Regions from separate parts of the Mus musculus genome. Here region 1 is linked to region 2. Evidence: chromatin loops called from intact Hi-C (ENCODE). Cell type or tissue: left cerebral cortex. All regions are shown on one strand. Each heading gives the region's core, and the rest is flanking DNA. Links, peaks and the distances in the headings are about the cores only. Region 1 overlaps Gm30796 (a long non-coding RNA gene). Region 2 holds the start of Sulf2 (sulfatase 2).

The links. Peaks named below come from ENCODE experiments on the same cell type or tissue, not always from the same donor. Only the 100,000 strongest peaks of a DNase experiment are listed, where the experiment ranks them.
Region 1: it touches region 2 in a loop (3-fold over the local background); 1 of 42 quality-filtered maps calls a loop at or near these places.

What each region holds. Positions count from the first base shown.
Region 1 is chr2:166,412,822-166,418,192 of GRCm38, reverse strand. It overlaps Gm30796 (a long non-coding RNA gene), which reads right to left. Exons shown (of 4, transcript XR_375242.3): 4 at 2,990-3,201. Among named protein-coding and RNA genes, the nearest start is that of Gm30796, 11 kb to the right of the region's middle. In left cerebral cortex, for the core only: no CTCF peak of the experiment used is centred there; DNase peaks (open chromatin) are centred at 362, 1,779 and 2,548; H3K27ac peaks cover 363 bases.
Region 2 is chr2:166,152,799-166,158,169 of GRCm38, reverse strand. It overlaps Sulf2 (sulfatase 2), which reads left to right and starts at 2,487. Exons shown (of 21, transcript NM_028072.5): 1 at 2,487-2,667. In left cerebral cortex, for the core only: a CTCF peak has its summit at 2,465; DNase peaks (open chromatin) are centred at 3,783, 3,796, 3,969, 4,526 and 3 more places; H3K4me3 peaks cover 2,982 bases; H3K27ac peaks cover 2,805 bases.

The DNA of each region.
Region 1 (5,371 bases), core at 162-5,161, 260 kb before region 2:
TACAACAACAAAGAAATGTTTCCTTGACTTCTTCTACAGATAAAGCATGGTTGTCACACATGGTCACCGCACCACATGAGACTTCCACGGAAACTTCTGAGGTTAAGAAGGCTCTGTGTGTGTACAGGGTACCTGCTGGCAAGGGAAGTCTAGACTGCATTCTGACTGTGTGTAGATTCCTAAAAGCCAGAATTTCTGTCTCAGAGACTGTAAGCTCCTGCTAGTATCTATGTAGTTCTTGTCCCTGTTAAATAACCAGAGGGGACCTAGTGACGGAGGACGTGTAGCTCGTGTCGTCTAAATCTGAATGCCTGTGGGCGCCATGGAGCCCCCACCCACGTGTCTGCTGGGCATGAGCCTTTCCTGCCCACCTCAGTTCCGACAGACGGGTTGAACAGAAACAGTTATTTTTGCTCCAGAATATGAAAATTGGATAGTAAATCAATAGAGAGCCATCTGTGAGCATGTTCTCACAAATTCTAAATGTGACAAGCCGGAGGACAAGGTGTCCCTGGAAAATACGGTTATTGATGTTAGTAACTGGTAAAAGAGGGTGTTTCTGGGATGGGGAGGAGGGCTGCTCACGGACAGGAAACTGTGTCCCGGTTCCCCAAGCCATGTGAGAGGTAGGTCCAGAGTGTGGGACTGTGGAGAAGAAACATCAGGGCCACGTGAGCAGAAAGTACTGCCAGTCCCATGGATGCCTCTCAGATATCTGTAACTTCTCTGTCCAGAGATTTCCTGCAGCCGAGCAGCACACACGCTACTGGGTCCATCAGTAAGTTATAGTTCATGCAAGGTAAGTCTGAGTACCGTGCTCTGGTTGAGAGGTGTCTCAGGAGACAGCATCCCTTCCTGTCACTTGCTCCCTGTCACTAGGCTGGGCACAGCCCACGTCTGGAGCCCTCATGAGAAGTCTGGTCCTGAGCAGAGCTGACCGACGAGGCAGAAGGGGCCCAGGTCCAACATGTCAATGGAGGCACTGTTTTACCTGTAGAACGTCCATGTTTATATAACACCGAGGTACATTTTTAGGAGCTGGGGAGATGGCTCAGTCTATAAAGTGATCGCTGCACAGCCAGGAGGACCTGAGTTGGTTCTCAGATGTCCCCAAACACTGATGATGCAGGTGTGAGGTAGTGGGGCCTTTAGCTGGTGAGACCCTGTTGGAGGAAGGGGTGCTGGAGCCCTGGCTCTTTATTCTCCCGTTCACTTTCTGCTCTCTGGAAGGGGAGTTGCCTTCGCCCCATCACATGCTTCCCCCTGTGGTGCTCATGTGGTGTTGTACGCCTATAATCTCAGTGCTGGGAAGGCAGAGACAGGGGGATCCCCACAGCTTGCTGGCCCTCCAGCTTGGCTTATTTAGTGAGCTCCAGGCTAGTGAGAGACCCTGTCTCAAAGAGATGCATGGTATTTGTGAAGATAACACCCAAGGTGTAACACTCTGGCCTCCACACATCCATATGTACCTGCACAACATGTGCACACACACACACACACACACACACACACTCACACACATGCTCACATCCAAAAGAAACACTTTTATTTGTATTTTTATTTTTTGTTTCTTTTTATCTTCCTCCTCCTCCTCCTCCTCCTCCTCCTTCTCCTTTGGTTGGGTTTTTGTGTCAAAGGGCTGTTATGTAGTCCAGATGGTCTTAAACTCATCCTCCTGCCTCAGCCTTCAGAATACTAGCTGGTCACAGCTAGCCCAGAAACACCTTTTTGTCCTGCTTGTGGGACTGACATTTTGTCTTAGGAAATTCCCACCAGAGCACCATCTGGGTAGACAGAGTTCTGCTTAGTAACGAGCTGGAGACAGAGCAGGAGAGTGGAGACTGAGACCTGCACCATGTGGTCGCAATGAACAAAACCAGGAATCTGTCCCCTGGAGTTCGGGTGAAGGACAGTAGCTCCAGGGTCCCTCAGTAAGAATGGGCACTCATTTGCTGGCCAGGGTGGGCTGGCAGAGGGAGCTGGGCTCTGTGATAGAGATATGGAGAGGAGAGCAGGAAGGGGAGCCTCAATCCTCCCAAGTCAAAATGGAGGCTGGCAGCATGCTGGGTCAGGTTTCTGCTGGGAAGCCAGAGCAGATGAGGGTTTACCAACAGATAAGATGGCAAAGGGCTTCCCACAGTGCCCAGCAGGGCTTGAGAGAAATTTGCCTTATGAAAAGCGAACACACTCACCCTTACTGGGCCCCGTCAAGCATCAGCCCACCAAACAAAACAGACACACACACACACACACACACACACACACACACACACACACACACACATATGGGGCAGACAGCCAAAGGGTCAGAGAGAACTGCGGTTTCAGAGTCCCCCGCTCTGGCAGCCTGTAAGTGACTTGGACGGGATATTCAAGGAGCGTTTCCATCCACAGCTGGAGTTGATGATGAGAGTCTCTGCTGTGTGCAGCGGTGGACCGAGACTCGTGTAGACATGCATCTAGACACGGTTAAGTGCTACTGAGCACAACGCCTGCAGAACAGCAGGAGCGAATCAACACGGAGTCACTGCTTTATATTGTGATTGCCGGTTGAAAAATGAGATTCTCGGGGCTTTGCAAATTTCTGTTATGTCCTGGCAGGCTTCCTCTCACAATCCTAATGGCATGTGCAGCTCTGGCTAAGCCCCGCCCCCTCCAGTCCCTCTCCGTTTTCTCTGTGTGCAGGTGTGTGTATAGGTGTGCGTGCACATGAAGGTCAAAGGTCAACTTTAGGTGCTGTTCCTCAGGCTCACCAACCTTGAGACAGAATCTCTCACCTGCTTGAAGCTTGAAAATTAGGCTAGGCCAGTGGGCCTTGGGATCTTCCTACGGATGGCTAATTTTCCAACGGTCTGCCTCTGAACCAAGCTTTTCCCTGGTTCTGGGGATCCAACTCATCCCCCCACAGCAAGCTTCTCTCCCTTTCTAGATGAGCTATGCTGACCACCCAGCAACCTTTTCCTCCCCTACCATGACCACAGGCGACTTGGAAAGAGTGTGTTCAGTTTACAGATTGTCGTCCATCCCTAAGGGAAGTCAGGACAGGGACTCAAAGCTGGAACCTGGAGGCAGGAACTCAAGCAGGGGCCACGGAGGCATGCTGCTTACTGACTGGCTCAGCTTCTTTGCAAACAGCGCCCCTGTCCACCAATCCAAGTGTAGTACCGCCCACAGTGGGCGGAACCCTCTTCCACCAATCATCTACGGAGGAAAAAAAAAAGGTTCAAGGACTTGTCTACAGAATAATCTTACGGAGGCATTTTCTCAGTTAAGGTTCCCTCTTCCCAGATGACCCAAGTTTATATCAAGCTGACAAATAAATAAATAAATCAGCTCAAGCATTTTTTTTTGGTTTTTCGAGACAGGGTTTCTCTCTCTCTCTCTCTCTCTCTCTCTCTCTCTCTCTCTCGATCAAAGAAAGTTCTCAGCTCTAACTGTGCTGGAATTTCACCCCATCCGATTCTTGCTTTAAACTCAAACTCCTCTAATAGATTTTGACAGGGGCGTGCGGTATTTTCACCCTTGGAACTCTTTTTTATTAATAAGTTATCACTGCAACAAATGCGCATACGGTTGTATGAAGTTCATGGTCACTGTCGGGGAGAGAGAGACGTTGTCTTTAGTGGCTGAGATACTTGCATGGTTTCTGTGTAAAACACCCCTCACCATGTCCCTGTAAGCAACCATGATTAAATCTACTGACTCAATAAAAAAAAAAAAAAAAAAAAAAAAAAAAAAAAAGATATGGGGACTGGAGAAATGGCTCAGTGGTTAAGAACACTGACTGCTCTTCTGAAGGTTCTGAGTTCAAATCCCAGCAACCACATGGTGGCTCACAACCATCCATAATGAGGTCTGATACCCTCCTCTGGTGCGTCTGAAGACAGCTACAGTGTACTTACATATAATAATAAATAAATCTTTTTAAAAAGAACACCATAAAAAAACGATATGAAGGTGAAAGGGGACTGGAGAGATACTGGAAGGGAATCTGCAAGGCGCGGGGGGGGGGGGGGGCAACGGCAAGAGATGGGGGGCAGGGGACAAGGAACAGATCAACATAGATCCCAAAACTGACATCATAATGAAGCTTACAGTGTGTGATTAACATGTGTCAATAAAAAGTGTAAACACACACACAATAAAACCATAGAGATTGTGGTCCATTTGAAGGTGGGATTCTGAATTCAGCCCACAGTAGTGAATAATATCCAGTTGACCCATTGTAGGGCAGAGTGGCTGCTTTAAACAGGCCTACCCATTCCCAGGCATGAGTGTCTTTCCAGTGAGTTGGCTCTCAGATGTCCGCAGACGCTGATGATGCAGGTGCAAGGTAGTGGGGCCTTTAGCTGGTGAGACCCCATTGGAGAAAGGGATGTTGGAACCCTGGCTCTTTATTCCCCCGTTCACTTCCTGCTCTCTGGAAGGGGAGTCACTGTTCCCCCATCACCTGCTTCCCACTGCAGTGCTCTGTCTTGCCATAGACCTAATCAATGGAGTCAACTGACCATGGACCAAAATGCTGAGACCTGCACAGCTCTGGGACTGACCTGACAGGAGCAACAGGGAATGAAGAAATGACGGCCACAAGTAACAGACGCTGGGGTTGGCGGGCTGTATGCCCTGGTGAAGCCGCACTGGCAGTGGTCAGGAAGCTCAGTGGGTTTATCATACGCGGTGCTAATGAGGAGGTGGGTGAGTTCATCTCAGTGGGGCCATCGCTGTAGGGGAGCTGTCTAAGGCTGTGGTCACCTCGGATGAGGGATCTGCAGTAAGTATTTTCTCCACAGACTGTTTTTAGCTATTGGTCAGTTGCTCTGTAGAGATCTGTTCTCAGACCAGAAGGCCTACACATTCCCCTGACCCATGGGTCTGAGACACTAGCATTCTTGATGTGGTCTTGCCTAAGTCAGCATTCCTCCTTTAAGTTGCCTTGCTTAGGAATTTTGTCACAGCAGAACTAATACAATTGTCTGTCCTTACAAAGTGGCTCCAACATCAGCTCTGTCTCTCTCGCCTCCCTGCTTTCAATAGCTGACTGACAGTAGCCAAGTAGCCACCGTGATCCACGCTTGTATTAATGACTAGGTGAGAGCGGAAGAGCTTCATCTTCCAATGCCCTCCACCCATGAGGGTGTCCCCGCTCTCTGGTTCCAATGCCCTCCACCCATGAGGGCGTCCCTGGGGAAGAAGTAGCGGGGGTGGGGGTGGTGGGAGATGAACATGTGTCTGTGGCAGATTCTTCACACTGAGGGCTCCACTGTGAGGTCCTGCAGGTCACCACATCCCCTCCAGAAGCCACATCTCTGCAGAAGCCTCCTGACTCCAGATTCTGGAAGCTGCTTACTGTCCTTGCCCTTGCCCTGTCCAG
Region 2 (5,371 bases), core at 117-5,116:
CAGAAAGACCCACAGGAGTTCCCGCCATTGCCAGAGAACCAAGGGCATAACAATGCAAAGGACCCCATAGGGTAAGTAGCACCCACGATGTCCTGCGGAGTGAGCCACCAAGGCACTGCCACAGAGAAAAAGCAAGGCATAGGGGTGTCAGGACAAAGGTTCTCAAGGTTAAACCAACAATGGGGGTGTTAGCTTGAGAGTCTGGAGTTCAGACGGCTCCATGGTTGTATACCCAGCTCTGCTATTTGCAGAGACGGATATTAATCAGGAGCACAGGGGTCATAGAAGAAAGGCTGGCCTGGACCAAGTGTCTAGAAGGCAGGGGCTGGAAACTCAGGTCCTGGGGACCCTGTGTAGCCCACCCAGGCCAGAGATGAACTGTAGAAGAGACAGTGACTCCCCAGGCTGGGGGACTCTGACCCTGAAGTCCCTCACATCTTTAGATCGACACAGAAGTTCTTGAGTGGGGCCAGCCGTTTTCATCTTCCTGGAAAGAGCCCAGGCAACAGGCTGAGGCCCAGACCAGCAGGGTTAGGTGTGCACTAGGAGTTAGGGGGAAGTCAATTGTCTTAACTGATTAATGATTCCCTGAATCACACACCCAGGTACACACACACACACACTTGTCCCTAAGCTCTGTCTCCTCCTCTGTAAAGAAGAAAAGTGGTCAGGTGCTGGCATTGCCACCACTTTCCATTTCCATTACAACAAAGAAACATAAGAGAAATCACATGATACCACCCTCCTCCAGCGCTCAGTCCCAACTGGGAGACTGAGAACTGCCCTCTTTCCTGGAATTTCTGTTGGGCACACCCATCTACAGAGAGTCAAGTCTGAAGTGCAAGGGTGTGGTCCTAGTGTTTTCTGATGTAAATCCCCAACTTCTAGAGCATTCTCTAGAACCTCAGAGCAAACAGGGCACAGATTCCATTCTGCATCCTTCCTGCCCAGACCGCAATAGGACACTGCAGACCTGCTAGAAAGTCACTGCTGAAATAAGGCATGTGGTTCAAAGCCAGGTGCAGCCTGTGGGCTGTGTACAAGCCTCTGTCATCTCTGAGCATACATGTTCTCCAAAAACTATGAATGTACACTTCATGTGATGACCAGGTGCAAAGCTCTCCATTTGGCCACAGAACCTGCTGTTCTTCCTGGGAGGAGAACCCCAAGCCAGGATGGGTATAGCATGTAAAGTTACCTGTTGCAGAAAAAGAGAAGGATACAAAAAGATCAAGTGTATACATTGTTGTTGCTTCGTGTGCTTCTGAGACAGTATCACTATATAGAAAGTTTGACTTTGGGTGATCCTCCTGCCTCAGCCTTCCCAGTGCAGGCATCACAGATGTGGGCCACGAGAATACTGTCTGAGTTGACCCTATAAGGATATATAAATTAATCAATTTAATTATTCAATTAAATGTCTGGGATGTTGAAACTGATTACACCTGCTTTTCTATCTGTTTTATTGGTTTATTTTCTGAGATTTTTTTCCTTTTGTTTTGTTTTGTTTTGTTTTGTTTTGTTTTAATAGGGTCTCCTGGACCTCCAACTGGTCTTAATCACCCTGTGTGTAGATAAGGGTGACCTTGAATTTTTTATTTTCCTGCCTTTGCCTCCCAAGAGCTGGGATTGCAGGCGTGCACCAGCACTGTACATTTGATGTTTGTTTGTGTGTTTGTGCTTTCTAATGAAGTTCTCAGAATCTCAAGGATGGGAGCCCTCTGCCCCAAGCATCCAATGAACAGCGCTGCAGGGGCCCAGCCCCTTCTCATGCAGCACTGAGACTGGAATGCCTGGGGGTGGGGTGGAGGGTGGGGGGGGGGGTTCATGAAAGCGAATACTCACGCCTAACATCCTGTATCCAGCCAGGACTCTACACTAGCCAAAGGTGGGGCTTGCCCCCGGCTTAGGAAAGCAAGTTCAGGGTTAGTACAACGACTGTATGGGCGGAGTCGAGAGCCCCCCACGCAGTCCAGACAACCCGCTTGAATTTTAGATAAACAGCGAGGACGTGATTTTAGTGCATCTCCATCGGTGCCCTGTTATTTTTACTACGTGAATTTGACAAACGCTATCCATCAGAAAACTAGAAAAATCCCACCAGGGGAAGGAGGATCTTGAAAATAAGCGCAGCCTGGGGGGTCAGATACAACTCCGGAGCTCAGCTTCTTGGGTTCAGATCCTGATCCAACTATCTGACCTTGGGCCAATAACTTAACGGCTCTGTCTTGATTTCAGTATCTATAAATGGATGAACATCTTGGAAGACTTTCAGGGGTTACGTTTCCATCCGAGGCCCGCCCCGTTCCACCGCAGGGTCGATAACCCCCTAGCACATCAGCTGTACTTTCTGAAGCTACTGGTGGGCTCTGTGAGGCTCTTCACCCACCCTTGGCAGCCAGGGCCCCCTCAAGCCTCTGGTGGCTTCGGGGACGGCAGAAACCGCGCAGACAGCACCACCTGGAGTCAGAGTTCTCCCTTTACCAAGGGAACCGGCCTCCCCTTTCTTTCCCATTCCCGGCCCATGTCTGGGCAACGCTTCTGCTTTCGCTTGAGCTCAACTTAATTTCTCAGAGAGCTTCGGAGACGCGTGGGAAGGTCCCAGGCGCGTGGGCAGTTCCTCCCGCGATCTAGCTTGGGGATCGGCCCGAGCCGGCGTCTCCAATGGCAAGTGTGTGCGTGTGTGTTTAGAGGCGAGCGCGGGGCTTTCAGCTAAGGCTGCCGGGTGTTTGCAAACCAGGGCGAGCCCCTGTGAAAGCGGATAAAAGAAAACATTTATTAACGTGTCATTACGAGGGGCAGCGCCGGGCCGGGGCTGTCGCACGCCTCAGGGAACACTTGGCTCCTCGCTGCTGGGAGGGAGGAGGACGAAAAAGCGGAAAGAGGCTGGATTCTCTGCGCGCCAGCCCGGGGGCCTGATCCATGGCCCTCGCGACTTCGCGCCGGTGTCTGGTGGACTAAGAGATGCGCCCCCGGTCCGAGTGGCACACACGCGCGCACACACGCACGCGCGGTCCCGGCTCGCCGGCAGCTCCCTGCTCAGCGCACATCAGCCTCAACTCCGCGCCCAGGGCGAGCGGGAGCGGGTGCGGGTGAGTGCGCCCCGGGCCCGCGAGGGTGCGCGCTCGGCGGCGGGAGCGCGGCCGGCCACCGGCTCGGCAGGCAGCAGGCCGGGAGCCGCCGGGACTTCGGGCCGGGGCGCGGGGCGGCCGCGGCGGCGGAGGTGAGGAGCGATGGCTGAATCGCCGGGTCCCCGGCGGGGCGGGAGGCGGCTGGGTCCTGGGTCCTGGCGCGCGCGGAGGCCGGGGCGGGCGGGGCGAAGCAGAAGCCGGGATGCCGCGGAGGCGGCTGGAGCAGCGGCAAGGCAGAGTCCCCTACGCCCCGCGGCCCGGCCCGGCTGCGGCAGAGACGCGGTGAGGCCGCGGGGGCCGCGCGGTGAGTGGGGCGCGGGGCCGGGCCCGGATCACAGATTCCAGGGCGAGCACGGTTCAGGTGAGCCCAGCCGGTCCCCGCTGCCCGGCTCAGGGAGGGTGTTACCCGGAGGTTTAGGTACCGGCCGGCCTCAGTGGGGCTGACCGATTTGACCCCGTCTGCAAGGCTGGGCGGCTAGGGGAGGACTTCCCGCGCCCCGGTGGTTCCCGGGGAAGGGCGCGTGGACCCGCGGGCTGCAGGAGCATGGCCCGGTTGACCCCTTGAGGTTTAGATCCAGAGGGCCAGCTAGAAGCCAGACCACGTGTGGCTTGTCCGGGCAGGACCCGAGCAAGCAGGGACTAGGAACTCGCAGAACGGAGGACAAATGAAATCGTAAAACTTCTCCCGCGCCAGGTCAGAACCCATCGCCCTGCAGACCTGCGTCCGCCGCGGGCTCCAGAAGCCCGGAGGGGACGCTGCAGCGGGGACTGCGACTTCGTTTAGAGAGTAGTAGTTCATTCATTCATTCATTCGACAAGCATTTGTGGCGCTCTGAGTGTACCAGGCACGGAGTGTCACCCAGGGAAGCGCGGATGGTAGTGTTAGTCCCTGCGAGGGCGGCTGGTGGCGAAAGGAGGCTCCAAGTGGGCAGATGGAAGGAGCCACCCGCGGGGCCATGGGTCTGCTTAGTGATCTCTGCCTGGAGGGGACCCTGAGAGCCTTGTCTCCCTACACAGAAGGACGCTCTGCACAGAGCATGGCTGTGGTGACCCCCGCCTTCCCCCTTCCCCCTCCCCACTTCCTGAAAGTTCTGATTGGCCCCACCCCTCCAGGACTGGCTCTCCTGCAGCTTGTTTTAATCACTTTTTGAGTTAAAAGTCAATATTTAATTAACCAAGTAATTACATTCAGCTTTCGTTTGAATCTGGATATTTGCTCTGTCTGTGGGGATGCCCGCCCTCTTCCCCCTTTCCATCTGTCCTTGCCTCTTTCCCACGGTGCACCCCCAGCTACTCTGGAGGTGACAGAGAGCAGGTGATGTTGGCTTTCCCTGGGGACACCCTGGATTTTGTTCACCTTGCAGTTCATGTGACCCGGTCCAGCTCCTTGCCCAGAGGGGATCAACTGAGATACAACCATTGATTAAAAGGGGTGGGAGTTCCCTAAACACCCCTCCCCCCAAGATTCTCCACCCAGCCTGGCTGGTCCCCAGGGAAATCAAAACAACCTGTTTCTATGTGGTTCAGTGTTGAAATCAGCAGTTTATTGAGGATAGTGTTAGCTTGGCCAATGGCATGATGAACCCGCTGTCCCTGCCCTGGGCTGAGGGTAGTGTGGCTTTGGACTTTGTGTAACCCTCTTGAGGGTTTTTTATTTGAATTTACAACACTTTCTGAAACCTTAATAGCATGTTAGGTTTTCAGGCTTAAAGTTTGCTGACTCAAGACTGGCCCCGAGGGAGAAACTCCAGGCACCCTTGTACAGTCTGTGTGCCTGCGTGGGACCCCCTGTCCCACATGGCCTTCATTCAAGGACCCCATCCCACAGACAGTTTCACTCTTGATGTTCCAAATGCCCTTTCACTTGGGAATCCAGCGCCTCTCTGTAGTCTGGGTTTGGTGCTGGGTTTGACGGCTTTTGGCCCCTGGGTATGTGGAGGATTGTCACACAGCCATTATCTTTTCTTAGACTATGCCCTCTCTGAAGACCTGAGGCCCTTCCTGCCTTTCTGACCAGTTCAAAGAAGGTTCCCCTTCACCTCAAAGATAAGAGGCAGGAAGTGTTTGAGCCCGGCCCTTAGACATAATAGTCACGTGTCCACACAAAATCTGTGATACATTCCTCACGCTCCAGGTCCACTCTGAACCACGGGGTTGCCCTTTCACCAGGTGCTTGTTTTCTAAATGCAGGGGACAAGAAACATGACTAGTAAAATAGTAAAGCTAGTTAAGTTAGTAGC